4 separate regions of the Homo sapiens genome follow, and regions 1, 2 and 3 are each linked to region 4. Evidence: chromatin loops called from intact Hi-C (ENCODE). Cell type or tissue: PC-9. All regions are shown on one strand. Links, peaks and the distances in the headings refer to the core of each region. The heading gives the core; the rest is flanking DNA.

Region 1 (7,509 bases), core at 2,192-6,191, 430 kb after region 4:
TGATTGGGAACCCAAACAACAGCCTTCTTATGACTGCAGGAGGCAGTGGTTCCACTGGGAACACACAATCATCATGCTAAAATGATATGAGTATTGGCTCCCCATATTCAAGCTGTGTGAACTCTCCAGCAGAAGTCCATGACTGCTGCTCACCAACTTTGGATTGGGGGACTAGAGCATTACCAAATGCTGCTCTCTGCTGTACTCCTTCTGGAAAACAGTTACTTGTTTGTTACTGGGTATTGAGATAACCCAAATAACTGAAGAACATAAAGACTGGAAATACCCATCATTCCATGGGTGATGTCAGAAAAGCACTTTGGCCAGCCAGGTGAGGTGGCTCACGCCTGTAATCCCAGCACTTTGGGAGGCTGAGGCAGGCGGATCACAAGATCAGGAGTTTGAGACCAGCCTGACCAACATAGTGAAACCTCGTCTCTACTAAAAATACAAGAAATTAGCCAGGCGTGGTGGTGGACGCCTGTAATCCCAGCTACATGGGAGGCTGAGGCAGGAGAATCGCTTGAAGCTGGGAGGCGGAAAGGTTGCAGTGAGCCGGGATCACGCCATTGCACTCCAGCCGAGGCAACAGTGTGAGACTCCAACTTGGGGGAAAAAAAGAAGAAAAGAAAAGAAAAGCACTCCAACAGGAGTACAAGGCTCAAAGAAGTTCCATCATAGAATGGAAATGATGCATACAGGAACATGCTATCAGGCAAACCACAGGAGGGGTACATTTTATTCACCAGCAAGTAGCCTCTTTTCCCTTAGGACCTACAATTTAAAAAAAGAACACTAACAACAACAAAAAAGCATTCTACATCAGTGTTTCCCACCTAGTTATATTTCATCAAATTAAAGCAAACATTTCACTACCCACACAGCACAACAAGGGCCCAAGAAGCATCACATTCAATGAATTTATTATATTTCTTATCACTATCAAGTTAATAGGTTTATAGAAAGTTCGAATGAACAACTAAAGCATCTGCTTTCAAAAGGATTGAAAAGCTGGTCTACTATCTTCAGAGATATGTTTTGCAAGTTGACATGAGAATATTTAAAGGTGAGTTTCCATTAGATAAATTGCTACACTTTTGTAGCGGATTAGGAAATAGGAGACAATACAGAAACTTGAAGCCAACTCTTCCTTTCTTCACCACAATTTCCTTGTTGAATGGCAAACCTGCTAGTCCCTGAACCAGAGCTATTCATACAACAAAGGGTCCCATAGGCTGGTAATATTCCAAAACAAGATACTATACCTATAAAATAGAACCTAATTGCAAGAATTCCCTAGGGATTGATACAATTATTCTTGGGTCAATTACCAAAAAGGATTATTCTTTTTCTACACCTCACTAAAGTGGGGCTATTGCAATTATTTTGTTGCCTAATGGACAAGATGGTCCTCTGTTTCTGTACTTATTTAGTCTGACCCTCAATGATTGCAAATGACTGTAAAGGGAAGCCCTGGCATGTCCCATACTGCTACCAACAATAGGAATTGTCCAATGGCTGAAAAGAGGGACCTCATTTGTAGGAAAATGTTTGATGAAAATTAATGATGAATGAAAGAAAGGTAAGATTGTCATTGGGAGAAAAAAGTCAACAAATGATTGTGATATCTACCTGCAATTCGGTGCCTTGCAGAGGCTGGAGCAAGAGAATAATATTATCTCATAAGTTTTGATCCAGATTCCCCTTGGGAGGGAGAACTCTGTCTGCTGAGAACTCCTCCTCTTTTAAAAAACCAAGACGTGAGCTGCATCAAGGTCAAACTTATGAGCCTTAGGACTTAAGTTAGAAAGCAGCAGAATATTTCCCCTGTCAAATCCAGAGAACACTGATCAATAATCTTTTGAATGAACACTGCATGACCATTAATTGTGATTAGTGAAGGTTTAAGAAAGGTATTGGGATATAAATTATCCATTGAATGCTCCATCTGTTATAAAATTATGTCTTTAAAAAAGCCGTTGTGAGTAGAAAAAGAAAATCCATGAAGAGGTGAAGGCACAATTAAAATACTTGGATCACTGATAGAGAAAGTAATGATATACAACTTGGTGATCCTGCATTCCTGAGAATGAAAAGCCAGCAATTAGACATGTATGGTTCTGAGACCAGCCTGACCAACATAGTGAAACCCCGTCTCTACTAAAAATACAAAGTTAGCCAAGCCTGGTGGTGGGTGCCTGTAATCCCAGCTACACGGGAGGCTGAGGCGGGAGAATCGCTTGAAGCTGGGAGACGGAAAGTTGCAGTGAGCCGAGATCACGCCATTGCACTCCAGCCGAGGCAACAGTGCGAGACTCCAACTTGGGGGAAGAAAAGAAAAGAAAAGAAAAGAAAAGAAAAGAAAAGAAAAGAAAAGAAAAGAAAAGAAAAGAAAAGAAAAGAAAAACACTCCAATAGGAGTGCAAGGCTCAAAGAAGCTCCATTTTAAGTCTGTCTGCTGAGAAGCATTACAATATACACAAACCAAAATTTACCTAGGGATCACTACTACTTATACGTCCTTACCCTGAAGAATTCAACATTTTTGGATCTCCACTTTATTTCCAAATTACACTAAAGCAATGAGTACTCAATGGCAACAATGTGTCTGGTGGCTCAAACAGCATCAGCCCACCCAAAGTAAGAGAGCTTTAGGAAGATTGGAAACTGGGCTAGAAATCGTTGACCAGGCAGAATTCATTTTTAATAAGGAAAGACATGTTGAAGAAAAAGACCTAACATAAATAGAAAAACTAGAAGCATCCTATTTCAGGATGAGGGACAAAGATGACAAGTTACCTGGCATGACAGTACAGGACTGACAATTATAGCAGCTACTAAGATGACATGCCCAAACCTGGAAATGGGAATGAGCCTGCATGCCAGCACAGCTGGGTTATTAGATGTCTTAATTCAAATGGAGTCTGAGATATCCCCAACACAATGACCAGGGCATCTCACAGCAGAATTTCAAGTTACATACTCACAGAAGACTTATAAGCCACCCAGTCAATGAAAATGTTTAATTAGAGAAAGCAACCTACCGACATGTTCTTCCACGGCTTAAGCACCATGACTCAGTGCTGACCATTCTTTTTATAGTGTGACTCATGGTGATTGGACAAATTTGGAAAAGCATTAGAGCGTTTCCCATGGGGAATAGATGGGCCCTGTTGTAGAGCCTCTTTCCTTGGGAAGCAATATTTGTTAAAGCCATATACCCAGAGGAAAGGAGTTTGACTGTGTACTCCAAACATTTTGAATCCTGTGCACTCCAGACATAACAGAGATATAGCCTCAAGTTTATACTCTTATGAGAAATAACACAGGGTGTGGTAGGCAAAATAATGCCCCCCACAAAGATGTTCATGCCCTAATCCCTGGCACCTGTGAATATATTAGGTTACATGGCAAAGGAGAATTAAGGTTGCAGATGGAATTAAGCCTGCCAATCTGCTGACTTTGAGACGAGGGGATTATCCTGGATTATTCTGGTGGGCCCGATGTAATCACATGGGTCCTTATAAAGTGGAGGAGAGAGGCAGAGTTTGACATTGCTGTCAAACTAAGAGTAATTGTTTTGTCGTAAAAAGGCTGACCATGGGTCTAGGGTGGATTGTGCTGTTAGGGTTCATTCTGGCAGGCCTTGAAATCACCTGAACTGTCTAACTGAAATCAGAAATGTAACTCCCAGATGAGATGCATGACTTGCACCTGGCATGGACACGACACATCCCCCCACCCCCCGCCCCGACACACACAGAGAAGTCTGGCACTGGGGCTGATTGTATGGCAAGAATATGTCTGTATGACCAGCAGGGTATAAAAGGCACCAGCTCAGACTCCGTGAGCATCTGAGAATAGATGCACCGAAACTCTTCTTGCTCTCCCATCCCTTAGAAAGTCCTGGGTAGGACCACAGTCATGCCTCCTTCTGTAACAGGAAGAAACCTTCATTTGAGTATACAACAGCAGAGGATGGAGGGAGGTGGTGGAATTGACAGTAGGACAACTAGGTGGCACTTGTCTATTTTCACGATGCGTCTGACGTCTTGAAATATGCAAAGTGATCCTCAGCTGAACTTGAAGGGAAGGTGTTGAAGATTTAAAATTGTTTCAGAGGACAGCAGGCAGTAAAGAACAGACAGCAGAATTGTCCACTTAGATTTTTCCCCACAAATCTATCTATCTATCTATCTATCTATCTATCTATCTATCTATCTATCTACCTACCTATCTATCATCTATCTGTCTATCTATCTATCTATCACTCTCCACCCTCTTTTCCTGGTGGCTACTTGTAGCCACGTTGTTTTTTGCTTTCTTCTTGGCGCTTTTCCCCATAATCAGTCCACACTCCCCCTAGTGGTCTGATGATGAATTTCTACTAACTGGGTTACGTAAAGAAACCTGCTGTATTCAGATCACAGCTGGAGTCCCTCTCTGTTTTAAGACGGAAACTGGAAGGATATTGTTTTATTATTTACAAAGGGGATGGGGGTGGCACTACCCACCATCTCATTTATCCCTATCTTCCATAGTGATCTCTAAAAGAAGACTCCTGGGGCTTAAATTCCCAGTTCTAGGGTCTCTTGGGGGTCACTACCAACATCATCCTTGTCAAACTAGGGCTGGAAAGAACCACGGTTGGGTCTACTCCTACAGAACTTCTATTAAAAATAATTGGTGTAGTCTTCCCTGCTGTCACCTCTTTCTTCTCCTTCTGACCAAAGAAGCTACTTTTGCCAAGCTGACTTACTGGGCAGGAGAGGGTGGTAAAGCTCTGGAGAGTCACCCATCCTGGTCTTGAAGGAGTGTCATCACCATCTCACACAGAGTGAGGCAGCATTGGACATGACCTGGGAATCCCAGGGAGGCAGCATGTGCCAGGACTTAGGTCCTAGTGCCAGCTTTTCTGCTATCAATGTGACCTATTCATTAGCCACTTTGAGCCTCAGTTTCTTCATGTGTAAAAATGATACTGTGGTGGTTCTCAGTAGAGAAAAGGGGTGGCATACTAGAATAATGTGAAATGCTTTTTCCGCCTACATATTATTTATTTTCTCTTTGGCAAAAAAAACCTTCGAAGTATTTCTGAAACACCCAATACTAGATGATTGCAAGTGCCCTAACAGTTCTAACACATCGTTTGAAGATGTGTTAGATATTTGCGTTAGATCCATCCACCCTAGACCCATTACTTGCAATAGAAGCAAGTTCTCGCCACTGTGGTGAAGCTCAGAAAATGTGTGTATCTAAAGGTTTGTTACAAGGCTGGGTATGGTGGCTCACTCCTGTAACGCCAGCACTTCTGGGAGGCCGAGGCAGGCGGATCACTTGAGGTCAGGAGTTCGAGACCAGCCTGGCCAACATGGTGAAACCCCGTCTCTACTAAAAATACAAAAATTAGCTGGGTGTCGTGGCGGGTGCCTGTAATCCCAGCTACTCAGGAAGCTGAGGCAGGGAAAATTGCTTGAACTGGGGAGGCAGAGGTTGCAGTGAGCGAAGATCTCGCCACTGCCCTCCAGCCTGGGCAACAGAGCGATACTCCATGTCAAAACAAAAAAACAAAACAACAACTACAAAAACCAAAATAAAGGTTTGTTACAGAGCAAACCTAGAAGATTGAAGGAGTCAATCTAATCCCTTTCCTGGCCTGGAACTGCCTTGACAATTTCAGGTGTGATCGGGAAACCCCATCCAAAATCAAGCCTGGGGCCGCGGCAGATTGTGTACATGTCAGACTTTAACCAGCAGAGGGTAGCACATACCTATGTCCTGGGCTTTCCAGGAAAGTCACAAAACTTGCCCTGAGAAAATGCTTTCTAGAGAAAGGCAACAAGGTTTAACCAAGTCTACATAGGCATAAAAAATTAAAGTCCATTTAGAACACAATCTGGAACTCAAGCCCAGGTCCAGAGGTGGACCAAGGCAATTTCCCAATGAAGGAAAACTTTGTCTTTGAATCCTCATCATTTCCCATTCCATGTCCCTCTTTGGCTTCTCAAAGTATGTTTAGAGGACTGGCAGCATTGGCATCACCTAGGAGCTTGACAGAAAAGCAGAATTTCGGATCCCACCCCAGACCCTCTGAGTCAGACTCTACATTTTCACAAGATTCCCATGTGATACCTGTTCATGTTGATGTTTGAGAGGCCGCGATGTCAGCACCCCTTCCCTACCTACACATGCTGCCTAGAAACTTACCCTGTTCCCTGTGCCAACCTCACTCCCCACAGGGGAAGATTCCTGCTGATTTCAGCCTTCACAAGAGGGAAGCACTTCGTGTGGCCTTAGGTGGGCAGACCTGAGATTTCTTCTTCAGGTGATTAGGGACCTCATAGTGTGTTTTTTTTTTTAACCACCTGGCTATATTTGTCTTCACATGACAGCTGAGCAAGGGAACATTGGGGTGATACACCGAAAAAAGATTGTTGGGGCTCAGAAAACTGTATCTCAAGTTTAGCACTTTGAAAAAAAGGAAATTGGAAGGCCCTGAAAGCAGGCTCAGAAGCAAGATCTTCTCCTACCCTCCTGTCTCTTGCCCCTCATTCTCCCCTGAAGTGAATCATAGAAACCAGAATTTCCTCTCCCCAAGGTGAGTCATAAAACCTAAAAATATTACTCTAACCTTTCTCCCACCTTTCTGTGTAGGAGCTTACCTGCCTTATCTGATAGTAGGCCATAAGACTCTCAATCCATAGGGGTCCTGCCATATGGCCAGGAGGAAGGAATGCTCAACAGAGTGGCCAAGAAGAATCTGAACAGACTGGCTTTGCTGGGCTTCCCACCCGCTCTTAGTATATTGCCATTAGAGCCCATCCTTTTGTGCAATCACATTTCTACACAGCTGTTCATTCTTCATCAAACCTAAGCATAAAAACAGTTTTCCCTAGGTTTTGGAGGTTTTATTTCTGAAGGCTCCTGTTTCACATACAACTTTGATTAAATAGAAGAGTGACATTAGCAAGATGGCTGACTAGAGATGCCTGACCCTTATCTTCCCTACAAGAAAGGACCAAGGCAATAAATATACAGCTGAAATTTGACTGGAGTGCCAAAAGGAGAGCGATGGAGTGAAGCAGGGGAGTGGAGATGCTTCTGAGGTGGTTGGAGGCTCAGGAGGACAGGATGGAGGCACATGGCCTCCGCAGCCCCATCTCACCCACCTGGATCGGACTGGCCCAGAGATAAGAGGACTACTTCTTAGGGGAAAAAGGTAAACAGAAGAACCCCCTGTCACCCCTTGCCACTGCAAACACCTCCAGTCCTTACTATGGGAGAATCCCACATCCTGGTAAGCGCTGAGTCCAGTTTGGAAAGCTGCTGAGAATTCACTCAGCTGTGTCACTCCAGGTGAGGTGCATAAGGTGTGCACTCCGCCTTACGCCACTGAGCCATGGAGCCATCCTGAGAACAGACCTACTGCCGGAGTGTGCCCTGCTCTGGGGCCATAGTCATTGTGCCTCTCTAGCACTGGGGCTCTATCTTCATTCCACCAAACCCACA
Region 2 (7,509 bases), core at 1,775-5,774, 240 kb after region 4:
GCCGTGAGGCACTCTACAGTCATTTACAATCATTCTGGAGTAGAAAATCAATGACATGGGGAAATGTTCATGATACACTAAATTAAAAAGCCGGTTCTGCCTGTAATCCCAGTGCTTTGGGAGGCTGAGGTGGGCGGATCACCTGAGATCAGGAGTTGGAGACCAGACTGGCCAATATGGTGAAACCCCACCTCTACTAAAAATACAAATATTAGCCAGGCATGGTGGTGGGTGCCTATAATCTCAGCTACTCAGGAGGCTGAGGCAGGAGAATCACTTGAACCCTGGAGGCAGATGTTGCAGTGAGCTGAGATTGCACCACTGCACTCCAGCCTGGTGACAGAGCGAGATTCCATCTCAAAAAAAAAAAAAAAAGCCAGTTTCTAGAAGTTTGTAAATATGAGCTCTCAAAGCATGTATTACACATATTACACATGTAAACATACATATAGATGTGTATAAATATATGTACATACATAGAAAAAAACTGAAACGCTAGGCTCAAAAATGAAGTAGGATTATGGGTGGTTATTACTTTAGTCTTTATGTTTTCCTGCATTTTCCAAATTTTCTACAAATAAATATATGTTGTAGAAATGTAAAAAATATTGTATTATTCTGCTGCAATTAAAAGACTGGTCACATAGGAAGACATTTTGATACTTAACTGTTTCTGGGCCATTTAATCCTGTACCAATCTATTGTTAAAAATTAATTCCTGGCCGGGAGCAGTGGCTCACGCCTGTAATCCCAGCACTTTGGGAGGCTGAGGCAGGCAGATCACGAGGTCAGGATTTCAAGATCAGCCTGGCCAACATAGTGAAACCCTGTCTCTACTAAAAATACAAAAAATTAACTGGGCATGGTGGCGGGTGCCTGTAATCCCAGCTACTTGGGAGGCTGAGGCAAGAGAATTGCTTGAACCTGGGAGGCAGAGGTTGCAGTGAGCCAAGATCGAGCCATTGCACACCAGCCTGGGCGACAATGCCAGACTCTGTCTCAAAAAAATAAAATAAATAATAATAATAATTCCTGGAAATACAGGGCTCAAAAAATCCATATTGAAATTATTGGTTACAGATGGGATGTCAGTCCCTAAAGAGATAAGGTGGCCAGCCTGGGAGGGAGCATCAGCTCTCCCAAGAGGAAAATAATCCAACAAAGGTGTTTGGCTTAATGTCAAGAATTTCCATTGCAAAAATATTTTCCATTCTTTAAACAGAGCCTAATCCAAAAGAAACTTCAGATGCCCATGATGGTACTTTCCATTTTAAATCTCCACCTCCCGCTTATTTCGGTCTCAATAGCATTCTTGTGCTTTGTGAATGGTAAAGAAAAAGCTGGAAATTGTAAAGGTCTTTTTCAAATTGTCACCCATTTTATTAATCCCTCAAGTTGTAGTGGTGTGACTGAGTTTTTAAGCAGCATTCCAGGACTAATAAAACAAATAAGAGCTGTCTACTTTGCAAAGAGAAAAACTTATTCCAATTAACTTTCATGGATCCAAAAGCTTGTAAATCTTGATGTTATTTTCACAGGCTATGTATATGCCTTTAAATAACAATAATAAATAATCATACCATGTATCATATTATTTATACATTATCCCATTTATGCTCAAAATGTTCCCAAGACTCTGTATAACTTCTGTGGCATGAAGAAACCAAGGCCTCAAGCTGTTAAGTTGTTTGCCCAAGTACTCACAGCTGGCAAATAAGAAAGCCAGAACGTCTGCCTCCAAACAGAGTGTACTATCCACCTCACACTATCTCCTTCACATCTTAGAAGGTGGCTTGAGGTTGTGGAAACAGCCATAAGTCATTCAGACCAAGGTCTCATAAATTAAAGGGGTCATTCAACCAATGGCTGTCAGTGAAGAGTATTGAATGTGCACCGTAGTCAATGTATGATTCTATTTGGGGAGATGATCAGATGAATGGTCCCTACTGTTACCAAATTGAGTAATGGTATTTGGTCAAAAAATGATATGGGGTGGGGGGTGAAAAGGAGGTGGGGATGGTTAATGGGTACAAAAAAATAGGAAGAATGAATAATTTGATAGCAAAATAGGGTGACTATAGTCAATAATAATTTAACTGCACATTTTAAAATAACTAAAGGAAGATATAATTGGATTGTTTATAACACAAATGATAAATGCTTGAGGGGATGGATACTCCATTCTCCATGATGTGGTTGTTACACATTGCATACCTGTATCAAAACATCTCATGTACCCTATAAATATATACACCTACTATGAACCCACACAAATTTAAAATAAAATTTGAAATTAGAAAAAAATGAGGTGCCACTTTTAATATAATGAGACTGTGTGTGTGTGCATGTTGTAAACCTACTCCAAAGGCCTTAATTAGCACCTACGCCCTTGAAGGCACTGGGGACATTTTAGATATTGGGCAATGTGTGATTATCCTCACAAAAGAGGCTAGTTTCAGACTGATTTCACAATGCATGTTTGGTCACATTATGAAAAGTAGTCTGAAAAACTGAAAATGCTGCTTTTGTGTATTGATTTATTAACTTGTTAGTCAGGACACATGACTGTCAAAACCTTACCTATCATTAATACTTTCAGAGTCAAACTAAGGATTGACATTCAGGCACTATAAATCTCATATTTCATTTGCCCTCTGTATCCTTTTAAAATATATTACCTTTGGTTTGGAGTGATTTGAGGGTTTTCTTTTTTTAATTGGTGTTGCTATCTGTCTATCTATCTATCTATCTATCTATCTATCTATCTATCATCTATCATCTATCTATATGTCTATCTATCTCTGTAACTATATATTAGTTAGGAGCTATTTTCTTTTTTCTTTGAGATAGAGTTTTGCTCTTGTTGCCCAGGCTGGAGTGCAATGGTGCCATCTTGGCTCACCGCAACCTCCGCCTCCCGGGTTCAAGTGATTCTCCTGCCTCCTGAGTAGCTGGGATTACAGGCATGCGCCACCACATCTGGCTAATTTTTGTATTTTTAGTAGAGACAGTGTTTCTCCATGTTGTTCAGGCTGGTCTCGAACTCCCGACCTCAGGTGATCTGCCCACCTCAGCTTCCCAAAGTGCTGGGATTACAGGTGTGAGCCACCATGCCCAGCCTAGGGGCTGTTTTCTAAAAAATTGATATCTGAATCCTTCCTGTCCAGATCTTCATAATGTTACATTCTAGATCACTTATTTTTTGTGTGACTTTTCCTAGGAGCACTTGGTAATGTTGCCTTAAATATTACACTTGAAACAGAAAATTCACTAGGCCTCTAGTAAATATCAGGATGCTGATAGGCTAAGATCAAATTAGATGGTGTGGTATAGACCAAGTAGAAATGACTCTTCTGTATCAATTAACATATGTGATTCTTTGATAGTCCCTAGAAATAGGCCTTTTAATGTAGAGTAACTAGTAAATTTTACGCTAGAGTCCTTAAAAATAAAAAAGATTGCAAAAAACCAGTCATAATTCTTGATGGTATGATTCACTAACTTCTACCCTTCTGTATTTTGAACTTCTAAATCCAGGCCATATAGCAGTGTTTCCCAAACTTGTCTGTAATGAAGTTTTTACTGGTTCACAGAGCAGTTAGAAAAATTAACACATAGAGTAAATATAATAAATAAATGTATAAATGTATTCATGAATTGGGATGTGCTAGTTAAGCTAAATAATAATGCACCTCTAATATATAACCCTCAAATCTCAATTGTTTAACACAATAAAGGGTTATTTTGCAGTTCTATCACAGTCCATGAACGTGAGGACTGCTCCGGTGGTCATTCTGGGACCTGCACTCCTTCCATTCAGGGGCTCTGCCATCTTCTAGAACCTGGGAAGGGAGGGTAGAGAGGACACACGTGCACCTAGCCACCTGGCCCGGAGGAAGCATGCATCCCTTCTGCACTCCATTGCTAAGAACTAGTCACATGGCCCCACCTAAATGAAGGCGGGGGGTGAAAAAATGCAGTCCAGCAGCTTATGCTCAAAGGAAAGTATGCAGACATTAGCCAAAACCTAGCTGGAATATGCCACAAGGTTAAGGCTACCTATCATCCTTTCTTGGAAAGGAGGCTCTTTTATCCTTAGTCTATGTTTTTATCCTCCTTTTGTTAATGTGGAAAAAGTCCTTTCTTTTGTGGAAAACTGCAGCCTCAACTTGGGCTCAAGAGATCCTCCCGCCTTAGCCACCTGAGTAGCTAGGACTTCAGGCACACACCACCAGGCCCTGCTAATTTTTTTGCGTGTTTGTTTTTTGTACAAATGGAGTCTCGCTATGTTGCCCAGGCTTGGTCTTTAGCCCCTGGCCTCAAGTGATCCTCCCACTTTGGCCTCCCAAGTATTTGGATTACAGCAAAAACCAGGGTGCCTGGTCCCTAATTTTAAAATGAATTCAAAATACTAGAACCACTGGCTTACAGAACACTCAAATATTAGAAAGCTACTGCTTGAATTTACTGACTCACTTCATAAAACTACTTCTAACTTTGAATGGTATAGCATTTGGCCACAGGTACTCTTTGAAATTGCAAAATATTTTTCTGCTATTTCTTTCTAGAGACTCCAACAGCTACATAAGTGCAGGAGAACCAAAAACAAAACAAAGCCCTTTTTTTCATTGTTCGGTTGGCAGGAATAATTCATTGTTTGGTTGGTAGAAATAATCACATCATTCTAGTATTCTAGTATTCTCCACTCATCAAAACCATGTGCTCCCCCAAGGGATCTGGACACATTACCAGGAAAGTGGATCCCATTGGAATTTAACATCAAATGTTGCAACTTTAGTAAAATTATATTTGCAAAAGCTTTTCTAATAAATATAACTGTGCTTCAGAAGAATGGTCAACAGTGGAAGCAGCTGTTACTACTGGACGCTTTTTAGCCGTGTTACTGTCCTCTGCTTACCTGGATCTGTTAGGATGGTCTTTCCCTATCATTACAGACATGTCAGTGATCCCACAGAGTGTCCAATTTTCTGTCTAGCACCAGAAGCACCCTCCTGAGAGGGACACAAATCTATACCGGCACAGTTCTCAGCATGTGGTAGCTGCTCACTACATGCTGAATGAAGGACAGAGATCATCTCTTTCTGGTATCAGCAGATTGGCTCCTATGTTCTTGTTTGCTGTCCGTTTATTATTTGTACTTGCAACTCTGCGAGTTGCTTCACTCTTCAAAACAGGCTTGAGTATATCACCACCCAATCTCTTACAACCATCCCTAACAATCATTCTTGTTGTTCATTGGCTGATCTAAAGATTTGTTAAGTCAGAGTGGGATAGGGTGACAATTTGTAACACTTCTTTTCAATTCCCAAAGATCACTGATTTTTCTCTTTATTGGGTTATAGACAATAATGTGCACTCTTCCCTTAACCCACTGATTTGTTTCCACTCTCCAACAACAGTAAAAATTATAGCAATCCTATGTTATGCATCTTCTATGTTCCAGAAACAATGTTGGGTGCTCGACATAAGCATATCATCTCATTTGACACTGACCTTAACTCTGCGTGTGGGTGTTATTAGCCCTGCTTGATAGGTAAGGAATCTGAGGTTCAGCGAAGCATGCCTCAGTAACCAAAAGTATCGTATTATTTTCATAATTATATTGCAGTGTGGCTTTGAGGTTTGGCAGATGTGAGCTTGAACCCTAGCCCTGACACTCACTGTAGTGGGACTTTGGATGAGTTGCTCAACTCTCCTGGACCCATTTCCCCGGGGTGCAAGGAGTCCCAGTGAGGGCCAAGAACTCCCTTTGGGTGTGAGGAAGAGGGTTTGCAGGTGGTACCATGGAGTGTATGGTTCTTGATCAGTTCACCCCTCTCTAGGGTACTCTGGGAAGGTCAAGTTCTCAAACTCCCCAAAGTCTCAAAATCCCCAAGAAGCCCCTTTCTGGAATTTGGGGTTTGCTTATGACTCCCTAGGAGTAGCTGAAGTTTTTCTAAGAGGACACGAACTTCTCACATTTCCTGAAATACTTTTCAGAGGGGTCTCCAGGGCCCACCTCAGAAAAAGTCTATTGGCAATGAGGTCCTGTGGTTTCTCAAAGTTAAATTGTGATAGGTTTGGCCCTTCCATCTGTTCTAATGAGCAAAGGGACTTCTTTGCTTGGTAGTTAGCCCTGCGTAGTGGGTGTATCCCAGGTCCCTACAACATTCAAAGTACTACCACACAGTGTTTACTAAGGTGACCCAGGAAAATTTCTTTAGCCATTATATGCAGAAAAAAAAAAAAGTGGAATGAAATCGCAGAAAGGCTTAGCCAAGGGCACTTTGAAATTCACAATACTCTATCAGAAAAGTCTCTACAGAAACAGTACTCCTGTAGGCTCTTGGTTATAAATATTTAAAGGTCTGAACACACGGAATGCCAAATTTGTCTATCGGCTCTGCAAATAAAACAACCTATTAATTATCCATTAGTACTACACATTTCCTAATTTATACATGCCTCAAATTGAGCTGTCCCTCCCTTATACAGTGGTTTGGCTGCTCCCTGGGGTGACCTAAGTGAGTCAGCTGCAAAGGAGACTGATGCTTTTATTTGCAGTTTGTTCTCAGCCTTTGACCTCAAAGAAACTGCTTTCGTAAGCGGGTAGGACTCTGCTTGGTGGGGGTGGCAGGGGGCAAATGCTTTCAGAACAACCCATCAGTGACATCCTGTGACCTGCAACGAAAGGCCTATGAGAGTAAGGGCCTCCTTTCTCAGCACGCCTTTCTCCTCACCCTAGTAATGCCTCAGACCATGTTTACGCCAGAATTAACATACTTCGGGGAAGCATGCAAAAGGAAATCAAATCTCCCTTTGCCTGGGCTTTGAGAATTTCTGAGCGATTTCTCACCTCCATTCTGCCTTATGCTTAGCTCTCTGAACACGGTGGCTTAGAAGAAGAAGCAGCACTGAGATCAAACTCTGCTTCTCTACCCCGAACACCTTCTGTCTGAAAAGAAGCAGAGAAAAAAGAAAGAGCTGGTCCTTGTTTTGTCGGTGAGAAGAATGGACCACATCAGTGGTTCTAAACCTGAAGCCTAAGAGTCAGCTGAGATGCTGGTTAAAATCCAGATTCCTGGGTCCCATCCCCAGTGGCCCTGGTTCATTAGTTCAAATTCCCCTGCGGATGGCTTCCAGACTAGCTTCTAGGGAGACATGGTAATCACTTAGTCCACCCAAGCTGATACAGCCTAAGGTTTTATAGGTCATTGACCCCCGCTATTCCTGGCAGCCTGGGGCCAGACAGCCAGTTCTCATCAAGCCTTTAACCAGTCACTGCCTCACTGATGTTAGATGTGACCTGGGCTTCCTGGTCAAATTCCTGATCATCCTGTCTTCCTCAATAATAACAACTCAAAGTTCCCGTGTTCTTCTTCCTCTGTAGTCAGAGATACCTTAAAAGCAAGGCAAAGAGAAACAAGAGAAGCTGGTTTATAGCTGAAGGGAAAGGCTCTTTGATCCATCTTTCTCTCACCACTGCCTGCTCCTTCTGTTCCATTCCTT
Region 3 (7,509 bases), core at 2,115-6,114, 53 kb after region 4:
TAAATGTGTTGTAATATCTGCTTTAATGAAGGCAAAGAGTTTCCACTAAATACATACACACACACACACACACACACACACACACACACACACACACACATACATATATAAAACCAAATTTAGCATCCTGGATAATTATAATGCTACATTTCCTGATAACATTGAATAAGCCAGGCATTCCTAAACTTTTGACAAATCTCAATATTCTTATGTTTATTTCCTTTGTCATTTCTGCAGAATCTTTAAAAATTGTGCCAATTATTTATTTATTTATTTATTTATTTATTTATTTATTTATTTATTTCCCAGCACTGTTTTGGATTCAGTTCCCTCAGAAAACAGTGGGATGAACTAAATAATTTCCTACGTTTCCTTGACTCCATGATTTTACAATTTACATACCCTTCCATGTTTGTTACAAAATGTAACACACACAAAAAACTTTTAACTTTCAGCTGCAAGATATATAAAAGCACACTTCTCTATAAGAAAAATAACCCTTTATGGACTAAAACAAATATTTACAGGAAACCCCAAATCTTGTTGCAAGTAAACTTCCTTAGGCTTTGGGAAAATGATAAAAGTACCAGTGAAAATATTAAACCGCAAGTGACAGAATCTCTCAGTGATCTTGGTAGGAACAAATTAAACATGCCTTGAAATCTAAATAACTGAACAACCATTCACGACTGCTCCTGAAAATAACATGGCCCTTGTGTAGGTCTTGGCATTCAGGAATTTTAACATGTCTCATTAAAAAATCACAGCCAATCTTGCTCTACAGGTGATGAAACAGAGATAAATTATCTGATGGAAATGCAAAGGAACTTAGAATTCATTTTGTTGAGCACCTGTTTTAGCATTTAACCTAGTACGTCTAGCAAAGCAAAAGGAGTGAAGGCTTTGTGTGTTCAAACGGTTCAAATGAAAAAGGTAAACTAAGGGGAATTGAGTTTGATTTACTCAATAATAGGAAACTTAAAGAATATTTCTGGAGCATCAGCACTGTTCTGGATGCTGAAGCTTCAAAGATTCAAAATCATTCCTGCCCTCAAGTGAATTGCCATTTATTGGGAGGGAAGATAGCTATGTTCAACAATAACTTTATTGAAAGGAAATTAAATTTTGGTACCCCGAACGCATTTAGACAAACGGAAAAGTCAAGCCGGGAACTGGGTCACTCAAAGCCTTCCCCTTTTAGTTCCTAAATAAGATGGCTACAAGGTGAAAAGCTACACAAGCCTCCCCCATATTTTGTCCACAAGGACATTCCTAGAGAGCTGTTAAAACTTCACCATGGCAATGCAAATGGACAGCTTATCTTTATAGGTGCAGTCACCCTGGCCCACCAGACACAAATGCATATCTGAGTGTCGCCCTACCCCATTTTGTCTGTTATCATACGTAAAATGCAGATTCCCCGCATTTTTCCTCTGCCCCCTTTGTTTATGTGATCTTATGTACAAAACACAGATTCACTTAGATGAAAATTGTGTACTTCTCAATATCCCCACCCTTTCCCCTTTAAATCTGGAGCCCTCAAAATCATCTTCAGATAAAGGCATAGACCTATCTCCCAGGCACATCCTTAACTTTGGCAAGTAAACCTCCTAAAATGATTGAGACTTGCCTCGTCATTTTCCTCGATTGACGGTACAAAGCTAGTAATAGAAGGATGGGCAAAGGTTATTAGAGTGAGAGAAGTGAGGAATGAGGAAGGTTTACAGAGGAAGGGAGCATTTGATCAGGGCCTTGCAGAACAGAAAGGAGGTCAGAAACAGGAGGGTGAGGGTATTCCCTGTGTAGGGAATAGAATGAGTCAAGAAACAGTGGTGGCTTGTATATGCTGAGTTTGGGGAGCTGTGAGTGATCTTATTTCACCGGATCAGGTACTCCTATAGTTTTTACAAATCTCGACATCCCTGTGTGCATTTCTTTTGTCATTTCTGCAGAATCTGGTAAAATTATGCCCATCATTTATTTATTTCCCCACAATGTTTTTAACATTCTCCCTGGCGGAAGTCAGAATGGGAAGAAATAGTGAAGGCATGTTGTGGAGAAATTTGAATGCTGTAGTAAGGAGAATGGACTTTATCTTCATAGGTGGGGGCTGTAGGGGGCTGGATCAGAAAGGGGAGAGAGACAGAGGCCGAGGACCAGATGGCAGGCAATGACAACCATCCCGGTGAGAGGTAATAGCTGTTGAAATCCAGGAAATGGCAGAGTAAACAGAGAAGAGAGACACAGAGAAAGGAGACTGATAGAATCATAGGCATGAAGGAGTGGAAACAAGCCTCAGGACCATGAGTTGAGAGAGAGACAGCCAGCCAGACTGGGCTCTTTTCCTAGCATCCCACGCTCTATTGCTGATCAGCTGTGTGACCCTGGGCAAGCCCTTCCTGTGCCTCAGTTTCCTCATCTGAAATGAAGGCTTTCAATGAGATCAGTGGTTTCTGAACTATTCCATGGAGACCTAGGATTCCAAGGAAGTTTTGATGAAGAGGGTGGGGAGGTGGGGTAGAAGAGGGATGAGGAGAGGGGTAGAATTGTGCAGTGGGCTATGACTGCAGAGTAGAGCGAGGATGAGGAGCTCTAGATCCCAAACCTTTTCTTTAACCAGAACATCTCCTTTATACAATAGCGTTCCCCTTAAGATTAAATTTGATTTTTTAAAAAGTTTGATAAGCACTGGACTATACAGATAACGTCTAAAGTCCCTTTGAGCTCTCCCACGTGAATAACCAACCACACTTACGGAAACTAGCTCTCCAAGAGATCTGCTAATGTAATGGACATGGGTCTTGTTTTTAGGACCCTGATGAGTTTCTCTGTTTATTTGATTAACTGTTGCACAAACGCTGGAACAACTGGAACAACAATTGTCATGCTGAATCGGTGCCAAAACTCTCAAAAATGGAAAAGATTTACTGAAAGGCCATTTGGTGTTCTAATTCTTGTGCGGTACCTTTTCCCAAGACCCAGTAAGTTTTTCAAACCTCATAAACACCAGTGTGAAAACGGCCCTTTGCATGAGAGTACAAAGACATGGCTTTGCTACCGACTGTTGTCTGCTTTGGGGTAAGTTGAGTTGCCCCTCTGGTTTCTGTTTCCCTGCCTATTGAAAGACAGCATTGCACCAAAGAGTCTAAAGGCCTCCCTTCTGGCTTTAACATTCCAGGATTTCATGATCCTAAACCCTTGGAGTCCGTTATCTGAACAATTCCCTGATCAATAGCATATGCTCTGGGTCTTGTTCTGTCTTAGTCAGATGGTCAGTATATTGAGGGCTTTGGCTGTTTACTCTAAGGATTGGGCAATGTGTGCTTTAGCCAAAATCTCTGAGCCCTGCAAATGGATCATTCTGAACGGAGGGCTAAGGTCTAAATTAACAGCAGACCTTTAGAAACACAATGCTTTATGGATTGGTATTTGAAACGGAGAAACCCGTGCCTAGGTATAAACTCCTGGCAAATGGTCCACAAACCACCATTAAAATGGAAACGAGAAAAGCCAGCGAATCAGAGCAACCATGAAGTGGAAACCAGAAAGTTTCAGACAGGTCTGAAACTCACACACTCACTGCATTCCTTTCCTGCCTGGTGTCTCCTCCTCTCCCCTCCCACTCCCACATTTTTTTTTTTTTTTTTTTTTTTACAACAATTCGTTTGTTTTTTATAAAAAAAAAAAAGAAAGGAAAAAACCAAAGAGACGAAATGAGGACTCACTGGGAGAGCGCGGCCAGGCTGCGTCTTCCATGCGATCCGGATCCACCCAGCATGTCCGCAGTTGGGAAGGGGCGGCGGGGCAGAGAGATACGGAGACCTGGCCAGGCCGGGCGGTCAGGGCGTGGGCTGGGCCCGCGGAGGGGCCATGTGATCTGTGGCTGAAATGCACGGTGCAGGATGCTCCCGTGTTCTCCCTTTGTGTTAACACGTTGGTCTGTCCCTGTGACGAAAGTCTGGGCTTGTCCTCAGCCAAATCTACTCCTCCCAACCCGTTCCCTCCTCACAGGATCATCAGAGAGCTGATTGTTATTTTTTACTGTAATCTCTCTAATAGAAGCCCATCATGTTTAGCGATCAGAGAGCACTGATTGCTTCGGGAGTTCCAGAAATGTTATTGCTGGGTAGTCAGGGCCAGGATCTCCAGTAGTTTTCCTGATGAAGACTTTATATGCTTAACTACAAATAATTTTTCCAAGGTAAGTAACTGGTCAAAGGAAAAAGACACTGATGCATTTGCTCAGCCTTTTGGAAAATAGTTGATCATGGTATTACATGCATATACAACCTAATTCTGACAAGATCAACAGAAATCAGCCCACCAAAAAGTTCATCCGGGTGCAGTTCTCAGGCTCCCATTCTGAGCTCTGTTCTCAATTAGCATTGGTGTAGGTGGCTTCCAAAGCAAACAGTTCCCACTGAGAAATCAAATCTGAGAAACTCCTCTTATCCCTTTTATCCAGGGAAGGAGCATGACATAAAAATGCAAACCAAATGAAAAGGGATGAAGAGAGATGGCCCTGCTCAGTGATGGGCTGGATGGTTCAGCATGTTTGGTGCTCACACCTCTCCAAGAAATGTGGGCAAGAGCCCTCCTGAGAACATGTTGAAACAGCAGGCCCCGTCTGCACCCATGGTACTCTGCCAGTGATCTCATCAGCCAAGCTGGGCAATGGAACCTGGTCAGCAGCGGCTTGGAAAGCAGCCAAATCCCAGTTCCTGAGGAGGGGGTGGTGTTGATTCTGTCTGGAGATGACACTCCGTCTCAGCTTGACTTATGAATATGGTTCTTCATCTCTAATGAGCACTAAACAGACTGGTATTTGGGTACCAAGCTGCTCGTGGGACTGGCTTTCTGTCAAGTGAGAACAAATCCGATCTCCACAATGTAGAGTTAAGATTATTCTCTTGGTAAACAGCAGGAGAAGCAGTCAACTTCACACATTGAGAGCGCTTTCACGGAATGAAAGAGATCTTTGAGATCTGCGGCTTCATGTCACACGCAGACAAGGACACCAAAGCACAGAGCATTTAGACAACTCACCCAATGTCATGGAGCTGAACTGCATCTACTACTCTTGTGTTCAACTTAAAGTTTAATTGGGTTAGGTTAAGTGGTCTCCACTTTAGCTAGAACATTTTGGTTGTTTTCTTGCTTAAATACTATGCGGTCATCAGAGTCGTAGTTTATAGGCCAGGCGAGGTGGCTCATGCCTGTAATCCCAGCACTCGGGGAGGCTGAGGCAGGTGGATCAAGGTCAGGAGTTTGAGACCAGCCTGGCCAACATGGTGAAACCCCGTCTCTACTAAAAATACAAAAATTACCCGGGCTTGGTGGCAGGTGCCTGTAGTCCCAGCTACTTGGGAGGCTGCGGCAGGAGAATTGCTTGAACCCAGGAGGCGGAGGTTGCAGTGAGCTGAGATGGCGCCACTGCACTCCAACCTGAGCGACAGAGTGAGACTCCATCTCAAAAAACAAAAAACAAAACAAAACAAAAAATGAAGTCATAGTTTATAGAGTAAATACAGTTTAATAAACTTAAAGTTAATTATCTCTATATATCATTATGTATATATGCATTTAAATATCTCTGATTACACATATGATCACCGAACATATATTGATGAAAGTAGCACATAAGACACCCATAAAAGTAGAGATACATCTGCCTTCACACAAGAGGACTTAAATATACACTGACTTGTCCTGAGTTTCTCGCTCTAGAACTGAGACAGAAACATGTATCGAGGCATTCTGCTGCTTCTCTTTCTACCGAATTTTGCCCAATTAATTTTTTCCCTTCAATTACTTACAAAAGTCGGTGGTTTTCTATGGTAGGTGGAATAACGTTTCCCGCAAATCTCCAGAACCTGAGAACATGTTAATTTGCGTGGCAAAAGGGACCTTGTCGATATGATGAAATTAAAGGCATAGAGATGGGGAGAGCATCCTGGATTATCCAGGTGTGCTGGAATGAATCACATGGCTCTTTAAAATCAGAGACCCCTTTCCAGCTGTGGTTAGAGGAGCTTATCTGTCAGGGTGGGCAGACAGACTGGTGATGGCTTTGAAGATGGAGAGGGGGTCCAAGAGCCTGGGAATGTGACTTCCTCTAGAAGCTGGAAAAGGCAAGGAAATGGATTCTCCCCTGGAGCCTCCAGGAAGGAATACAGCCCTGCTGACACCTTGATGTTAGCCCAGTGAGACCTGTGCCAGACATCTAACCTATAGAACTGTACAGAATAAGTTGTGTCGTTTAAAGCCACCAAGTTTCTAGTTATTTGTCGCAGCCATGCGAGAAAGCTATCACCTCCTGATTCCCTCCTCCCCAGCCCCCCACGCCAATTCTGAGGTGACAGGTATGGTTTTGGCATATTCAGAATAGGTTCATAAAATGGAAAAACCTAGAAAAAAAAATTGTGGTTCTTTCTGGCCAGTATTCTCCATGGAGGAGAGCAAGAATTTAGTAGTCTTCCACTCATGTGCAGAATCCATGTACAGAAAGTGTGCTAATTGCCAGCTGTACACAGGATGTCCACCAGGCTATTTCCCTAATTGCCAAAAGAGGGAAAGGGAAACAGCGCGCACCCTCCTTTGTTATTAGGGGCATGCATTTGGGAAGCAGCTGTCTGTCTTCAGTTTGTGATAGTAAAACCCAGTGGTGTTATAGCTCATGCTACCTGGTAGGGTACTGACATGGGAAGAGTGAAGAGAGAAGTGAGTCTTGGACCTGGTTCAGACACTCTCTGGGAAGAGGAAGAACACAAAGGCCAATGAAAGACAGGCAACGCGGGAAGACGCATAGAGATAACAAGTGAATCATGAGCTGAGAGCAGGGCTGGGCTAGGCAAGTGCTTCCAAGAGTCCTCTGAGACCTGGTGCCTGGGGCTGGAGAGGCAAGGTAAGAGGATTGAGAAATAACAATCTAAAGGTTATTTGTGCACAGTGTTCTGGTCCTGCAGAGACCTACAGGCCTGTGTGCTTTCACTGCATAGCAGAGAATGGTACCCAGTGTCCAGCTGCCAGAACTGGTGTCTCTGAGAAGTGAACTAATGACTATTCATTGGCACCATGAACAAGTGGGCCAGTCATCCTTCAGCAAGATAATAGGTATCATGAATTTGATGATGCTTCAGGACTCTTACTAGGAAAAATGAAAGTCTGGGCCATTCTGAGATTACTCATAGTATCCTTTGTTTCTGGACACTTTATTGTTTAATTTTTCATCAAAGAGATTCTGGGCTGGGAAGGTTTGAGGGAGGTCAGACTGTAATAGAAAGGAACAGCTCCCACCACAGGGTGGTCCTTTATTAAGAAAATATGATTTTTTAAAAATAACTTTACTTCATGGAGGTGGGAGACCGGACCACAAGATCTGTTCCAGACTTTAGAGTCTGCAGCAGTTGTTTAAGAACAGCTTCTACCTTGAAACAATTCCCTAGGGAAGAGAGGTATGTGGGAAGTGCTGTGCATATGCCCTAATGCGCTTATGACACACATGCACAC
Region 4 (7,509 bases), core at 1,643-5,642:
GTCTCCCTGGAGGAAGGGGAGGTCGGTCTGCGGCTTCTGCATCCCCGACTAAATACCCACTGCCTCTCATTAGCCCAGGGGGTAGGCTGGGGAAGGGGTCTGCCCGGAATCACAGAGTCCAGGAGCCTCTGCTCTTCCACTTGTGCTTCGTTTCCTCAGCTGTAAAATGGGACAAATATGCACTGTAAAATGGGATTGTAAAGTTGTGCAGCTGCTATGGAAACAGTATGGAGGTTCCTCAAAAAATCAACAAGAGAACTACCACGTGATCCAGCAATCCCACTTCTGATACACTTCTAAAAGAATGGAAAGCAAGGTCTTGAAGAGACATTTGTATACCCGTGTTCATAGCAGCATTATTTACAAGGACCAAGAGATGGACGCAACCCAAGTGTCCATCATAGCAGGAATGGATAAATAAAAGGTGGTCTAGCCATACCATGGAATATTATTCAGCCTTAAAAAGGAAGGAGAGGCCGGGTGCAGTGGCTCACGCCTGTAATCCTAGCACTTTGGGAGGCCGAGGCGGGCGGATTGCCTGAGCTCAGGAGTTTAAGACAGCCTGGGCAACACAGTGAAACCCTGTCTCTACTAAAATACAAAAAAAAAAAAATTAGCCGGGCGTGGCGGCGTGTGCCTGTGGTCCCAGCTACTCTGGAGGCTGAGGCAGGAGAATTGCTTGAGCCCAGGAGGCAGGGGTTGCAGTGAGCCGAGATTGTGCCACTGCACTCCAGCCTGGGCAACAAAGCGAGACTCTGTCTGTAAGAAAAAAAGAGAAAAAAAAAAAAAAGGAAGGAGATCTTGTTACCTGTTACAACATGGATAAACCTTGAAGATACTATGCTAAGTGAAATAAGCCAATCACGGAAATCATACAAATATTGTGTGATTCCACTTATATGAGGGATCTAAAGTAGTCAAATTCATAGAGACAGAAATAGAACTGTAGTTACCAGAGGCAGAGGGTGGGCGGTAGCAGGAAATAAAGAGTTGCTGTTTAATGGGTGTAGTCTTTCAGTCTTGCAAGATGAAAAGAGTTTTGGAGATCTGTTGCACAACAATATGAATATGCCTCACACTACTTAACTGTACTTTTAAAAATGCTTAAGATGGTAAATTTTAGGTGATGTTTGTTTTTACCACAATTTTTAAGAAGATACATGCTACAACATGGAAAAATGGGTAAATACTATTTATTCTATTTACCTCAGTGGGTTGCATGGGCTTATGTATTATATCAGTATGATATCATACTGATATCATACTGATATACTATAATTTCTATATCATCTACAGTATAAATATTAGTTGTTATTAGAAAGGGAGGCATGTAGTCCAAAAGGTTACTTGTGAATGAGTTCAAAAGTCTTGTAGTGGCCTTACTAGTCCTTTCCCGTAAGTTACTGGTTAACTTGGGTCTGCCTGGAGTAATGGATCAGGAGGGAAGACAGAAAGGTTCAGGCGCTGGGAATGGGAAAAAGTGGCTGTAACTAAGGGTAGGCATTGAAGTAAATCCATCTGTCCACAACTGTGCCTTGAGCTTGACTCTAGCAGCTGATCTCTGGCAGACGAAATTACCCATTGCCTCTTGATTAAGAGCTAAACACAGTGATTTATGTCTATTCTTACAGAGCTGCTCCAGGAAAGTCCTTAATGACTGCATTAACCTATGGCTTCAATTTGTGAATTTTCTATGCTCTTTGACCCCAATACAACTGGAATACTCCTTATACAGACTTAAAATTATGAAATTAGCTTGGTATGATGTGGTTAAGGTTATTACTTACATGTCATTCTTTATGCTCTCTAAACCCTTTTCATATCCACTACTTCATTTAACAGTCACAATAACTGGGAAGATGTCAGGTTAGGTTTATTATCCCCATCTTACAAACAAGGAAACCACAGGTAAGACAGAGAATAATATACTCAAACTTTTGGAAGCTAGAAAGCAGTCGAGCCATGATCAGATTCTAATGCTTATCTATTAGTTGTACTCTTCTTGTAACTATAATTATACCTGAAATTAAATACGTTTTGTTATGAAACAATGAATAAACTGAAATAGAACATGTTATTCCATCTCTCCACCTCTTACCTCAAACCTTCAGGATAGAGTCTGAGAGAAGCGTTTCCTACCTCTGTCTCTAGAGTTTCTACAGTCTAGGTCTAGCTACCTTCCGTGCCTGAGATGAAGCAGAAGCTTCATCAGGTAGAACAGCTTATAAAACAGGAAGAAATGGGTACGTTTTTATGTAAGTAAGAACTAAAATTGAAATTATGTTGAATTTTCTTTTGTGATTAAGGAGGATACACAGGGATTTCATTGCAGAATTGGGAACATATTAAGACTTCAGACAGAATGCTATCCCAAGAGTCCTTATGGTAAAATTTTATTTTGGAACTGGTATTTTTAGTATTTTACACAACTATAAAAAGATGAAGACATATCATTAGCACCTACTGTGACCCCTGAGTTTCTTTAATAAATTTACTGTATGATACAGTTAGAACACTGATAATTTTAAAACATGTCGATACTCAAAGTAGAACTTCAGTAGAATGCAGAGTTTTCACTAACACAGAGTTCACCTAAGTTGGATTTGCCTGGGACTTCACTAAGCAGAATTTAGTGGCTTAATTTAGGCTTGAAGCCCTTGTTATAAGTAGTCTTTAAGAGACAGAGATACAGCTTTGCCATTTAAATACTTATTAGCAAGTAGTAAGGTCATTCTTAACTAGATGTCAACGTAGATATCCTATTCCTGACACTTTTGTCTAAGGAACAAAGGAATTATCACACCCTAACATCATTTACTACATGTAAAGAATGGTACAGTGTTTCTAGCTGTGAAACAAGAGGAAGAATAAAACAAGAAATGGGCTCAAGAAATACACTGTGCAATATTGATTTTATAATATATATATGTATATTATATATCATGCTTTTTAAACACTGAAGTAGTTCTGAATATCCTGTGTCCTCCAGAACAATAATTTTCAAGCTGCAGACCAGAAAATCAATTTAGTAGATTGTAATCAACATTTAAAAAAAAAAAAAACAGAAAATATCAGAGTGCACTGCATAGAGCAAAACAAAGTACCATTTCTTGACACACTTGTTTCAGTTATAAAAATATATACAGGTGTGTACTGGGTCATTATGTAAAATTTATTTCTTACTAAGGGCTTAGGTTAAAAAATTTAGAACTATTGGTCTAGGCTCATGCCAGTTACAGGTAAACTTTTATTTTGAACTCAAACAAGGTTAAAGGGTCCCTCAAAACCTTGCTGTCAAAGGCTCTTTCAGGGTCTTCTAGGTTCACAGGCCTGTGACTCCTCTCTCAGTCAATTTAGGGTCTTTCCTTCCAAAAATGAGTTTGCTCTCTCTTTGTGTTCATCATATTACTGTACAGGAACTGGACCGGCAAAACACATGCCTATAGAAACATCTATGGATTCCACTAGGTGTCACTCAGTCTTCATTTTGGACAATCAAAATGTCCGTCATTAGGGACTGGCTAAATAAGTCCTAATACATCCATCCAGTAGAATCTAATATCATTAATTATAGGCTTATATTTATTGGCATAGAAAGCAAGCTATGACACATTCTTATGCACAGTGCAAGAATCAATGTAAAATTATAAGTATACTCACACACGTATATACTACATATAAATATACACACGTGTGTGCATTTATCTTGAATATTATATACATAGATAAATATCTGGAAAAAGTGTTACTGCTAGTTATCTTTGGGTGGTGGGTGCTTATTTTTATTCTTCTATTTTCTGAGCGTTTTTATAATGAGTATTTTTTTCTATAATCGGAAAAAATCTTTTAATTTCTACCTTCAAAAATAAAAAATCAAAAAACCATTTTGCACTTTCTATAAAACCCTTGGTATAATTTGCATCGCTATATCTTGCTCATTGAATTGAGATTTTTATGTCATGTTTTAGAGAAAACGAGTTACAAGAAAATGCAGATATCAAAGGGAACAGTAATTAAATCACACATAAGCAGCTATGCTCAAAACAGGAGCAAAAGTTTTGTTCACACCACCTCTGCCTATGTGCATGACCTCAGCATTAGGGTGCCACTTAATGTGGAAATCGTTCCATAAAGTTCTTTCTCCCCGCACCCCACCCCCACCACCCTACCCCCGTCCTTGGCTTCCTTAGGTGTAAGTCAAGATGAGTATCAGGCCTTTGACCATTAAGAACACAGCTTGTTTTCAGTGAAGCTGGTAGGTACTAAACTTACCTAAATAGAGGCTAGGCGGATACTCTCTTCCTCTCTCCTCATTTTATATGTATATGGAGCAAAACTATACTTCTCTACTTCAATCAGCGTGAACTTCTAATTGAAACTAAAACTCACATACGTTGGTGGCTAAACAAAAATAAATAATATGGTAGCAGCTTGTTCCTGTATTTTTTTTTCCTGCCCAAAATAGAAAAATTAAGGCCAGAGTCACACGTAAGTGTTCTTAGCACTTAACTTGTCACCATCTCTTGTGACTATTCCTTTCTTCGAATTACCCAGCTTTTTGGATTTCTACACAATAGGCATGTTAATTATTAATTTGAGCTTTGAAGCTTGTTGGCAAGTTTGCTAATTGTTAAACAGACTTTTTTCTACTGACAGATTTTCTTAAACGTTATTTCTCTTAACAAAAAACTTATACCTTAAAAGAACCTTATGTTTACAAGACATCTTTTAAACTATTAAAAAATAGTAATATTAGGTAATATTCATTGAACACTTTTCATGAACCTAACACTATTCTAGGGCTTTAAAACATTAAACTACAGACACTTCAGCAAGTTTTAGACTCAACTTACCAACCTGAATCAACTCGCTTTGTAGATTTTCTATGAATGTTCAATAAACTTAATTTTCACATCTATTCTCTTGGCAATCCCAAGTAATATCTATAGATTCTACCTTTCTTACACCTTCATCATTTTATTTAGATCTTTTATGTACACCTTTTCTTCTGTGAGCTTTAGGTTCTCCTTTGGATAAATATGAATAGGTTTCTGCTTAAATTTACGTACAAAAAAATTGTTTTGGGGCAACCGTATTTATCCATCTTAGCCTCTTGGATGAGACTGAAATATCCATCCCTAGTAGCTCCGCCTGCTTTTGAATATTACAAAGGCTTTGGTGTGAGGAGCATGTCAGATTTCTCCCTCAAACCTGCTTGATGACTTTCTTATTTGAAGTGTTCAGAAAAACAGGGTCACTAGGCAAGCCTGCAGCCAAGGAACAAGCCCGGGGAAATCCACATTGCAGGGACCCAAGACTCCTCTCCGGCACATCTGGCACAGCAACCAGTGACAAAACAGAGGTTGGAATTTGGCCCCAGTGGTTGGAGAGAGTGTTTTGTGGGGAAGGAGCACAGGAATCACGTAGCCAGCCCAGTGTCTGCACCTCAAGTTCTTCTACAAAATTGGTAGAGAGCTCTCAGGATTCGACTGTATTTAGAAATGAGGATTTACCTGAATATACTGGTCTCGTCTGTCTGATAATCAGTTGCCCAGATTTTCAGTTTGATGGGGTAAGGGATTATGTTGAGGGGAAAGCTCAAGCTATACAAGAGAGTTTTTCCAAACTGTATAAAATAGAGCAGTAGGTCCATACCTCTCACTCCCTCTTAGAGACTTCCAATGAAAATGAACATGAAGGGCTCTCAAAGTCATGTGGTAAAGAAATCTGAGGAATTTAGCTTAATCCAGTGTTTCCCAAGTATTTCGCCACAAAACAATCTTAGTCTTATGCAATATTTATTTACAACCTTTAGAAAATGCATTCTTGAAAATGGTACTGAGAAAGGTCTCTTAGGAAGGTGGTCAGACCATATAGAGAATCATTGAATGACATGAATCCCAGTTATAATGTTTTCTAATACACTAATCTCACAAAAGGTCAGTGAACAAAAACATGGATGCCAAGCATGATCTGCCTTTCAAAATAATGGGAAAAGCAGACTAAGCCCTGTCTGAGCGATGACTGCTGGTCTTCTGTTAGTGATATAAGAACTGGACCTGCTGACTGAGTATCTCTAAGACAATGGCTAATGACCTCACAACAAAAGCATGCTGCCTGCTTAGCACGTTTCTGTCTGGAAGCACAGGATGGGAAGACTGACTTTTTTTTTTTTTTCTTTGCATGTGAACACAGTTTCTATTAACTAGTTGCTACTTCTTACCTGAAAGTATTCTCAGTATGTTTAAGTTTGTGGGTCATGAATTCTCCATTCTGCGACTTAACTTCTGTAAATCCCTTCTTTCGATCCATGAAGCTCTTAACTTCTTCTTTGGGTTCTTTGTCCTTTTTAATCTTTTCATCTTTGATCTAACCAACAGTACATATCAGGAAGAAACAGAACAAGAAAAATCTTATTAGGTTTTGGTTGGTATCATCAAGTAAGACCCAAAATTGTTAGGAAGGCAGAAAACTCAGAAAGAAACCACTCAGATGTGGTAGAGTTGGAATCAGGTGAAATTCTTAGAGAATGAGCTATGGTCCTTTAGCCTGTGAACAAACACCTTTACCACAATTTTAAGAAGGTAAGATCATCCCTGATCTCACTGAGGTTTTTATTTTCAAGAGCAGTGGTAGTACTATTGTTTGGAAACCACTAAGTTCTGGGAACTTCATGTAAAAGTAGCTGTTTGCAGTTCCCACTGGGAAGAGCAATTATTAGGATGGCTTTGATGGAAGAATGACCACGTTGCTTAGACAGGTTTCTTCCTGGATGGTGAGAGAATCTGTGAGAGAGACACAAATGGGAAAGAAAGAAAAGGAAACCTATCAGTTTAGCTAGATCTGCCAAACCAACTCTGGCGAAGACCAGTATTTTAATCAACTGAGTAAATTATGTCCCAAGGATGGGACATTTACTAACCCTACCTTTAGTAGGAGGATCCAAAGATATGTGGGGTCTGTGAGAACATGTCTGTAGTCATCTAAACCATTAAAGTTAGAATGGAATAGGAAAAATTCCAGGGTTTACCTTGATTTCCATTGTCAATAAAAATTTAGTTCTCTGGAAGTAGTTTTGTGGTTGTGGTGGGAGACATAGGAAGATGATATATGGAGGGCAGGTGTTAGCTTTCATATTTTGTGCGTTTTGTGTTTCTTTCAGTAAGTGAGACAGATTATTTAAAAGTATACTGAATTTACATAGCTTTTTGTGGGGGAGGGGGTAAAGGAATTCAAATCACTTCACTTATATCATCTCATCCATTCTTAAAAGATGAGTGTGAAAACAGGTGAGGTGCATTCACGATGGTTCTTTTCAAGACAGTTACAAACCATGAGCATTCTAAAGAAATCCAGAGGAAAGGTAGGCCATAAGAACTCAGGACTTTAGGTGTTGTGGCCTAGGAGGTTCTATCCTGACCTGATCACTCACCTCTTCTCACCTATTCTTCAGATACTCTGTGAAGATTTACTCCTAAAGTGCATTTTTTTTTTTAAGAGACAGAGTCT

The links. A loop is a pair of places that touch in the nucleus more often than their neighbours do. Peaks named below come from ENCODE experiments on the same cell type or tissue, not always from the same donor. Only the 100,000 strongest peaks of a DNase experiment are listed, where the experiment ranks them.
Region 1: it touches region 4 in a loop (5-fold over the local background); 11 of 110 quality-filtered maps call a loop at or near these places.
Region 2: a loop joins it to region 4, with 3 times the contacts of the local background. A loop is called at or near these places in 58 of 110 quality-filtered maps.
Region 3: a loop joins it to region 4, with 2.4 times the contacts of the local background. A loop is called at or near these places in 36 of 110 quality-filtered maps.

The regions. Positions count from the first base shown.
Region 1 is chr7:134,511,621-134,519,129 of GRCh38, reverse strand. No RefSeq gene overlaps it. Among named protein-coding and RNA genes, the nearest start is that of AKR1B10, 12 kb to the left of the region's middle. In PC-9, for the core only: CTCF peaks have their summits at 4,161, 4,362, 5,558 and 5,759 (motif pointing right); DNase peaks (open chromatin) are centred at 3,099, 4,369 and 5,769; H3K4me3 peaks cover 993 bases; H3K27ac peaks cover 3,537 bases.
Region 2 is chr7:134,703,099-134,710,607 of GRCh38, reverse strand. The region is part of intron 1 of LOC124901750 (a long non-coding RNA gene); the gene reads left to right. Among named protein-coding and RNA genes, the nearest start is that of BPGM, 60 kb to the right of the region's middle. RefSeq lists silencers at 6,636-6,846, 7,417-7,509. In PC-9, for the core only: no CTCF peak of the experiment used is centred there; a DNase peak (open chromatin) is centred at 3,957.
Region 3 is chr7:134,887,890-134,895,398 of GRCh38, reverse strand. All of the region lies in intron 3 of CALD1 (caldesmon 1), which reads right to left. Among named protein-coding and RNA genes, the nearest start is that of AGBL3, 95 kb to the left of the region's middle. In PC-9, for the core only: no CTCF peak of the experiment used is centred there; DNase peaks (open chromatin) are centred at 3,568 and 3,958; H3K4me3 peaks cover 1,733 bases; H3K27ac peaks cover 1,006 bases.
Region 4 is chr7:134,939,952-134,947,460 of GRCh38, reverse strand. It overlaps CALD1 (caldesmon 1), which reads right to left. Exons shown (of 15, transcript NM_033138.4): 7 at 6,224-6,369. Among named protein-coding and RNA genes, the nearest start is that of AGBL3, 43 kb to the left of the region's middle. In PC-9, for the core only: CTCF peaks have their summits at 3,275 and 3,476 (motif pointing right); no DNase peak of the experiment used is centred there.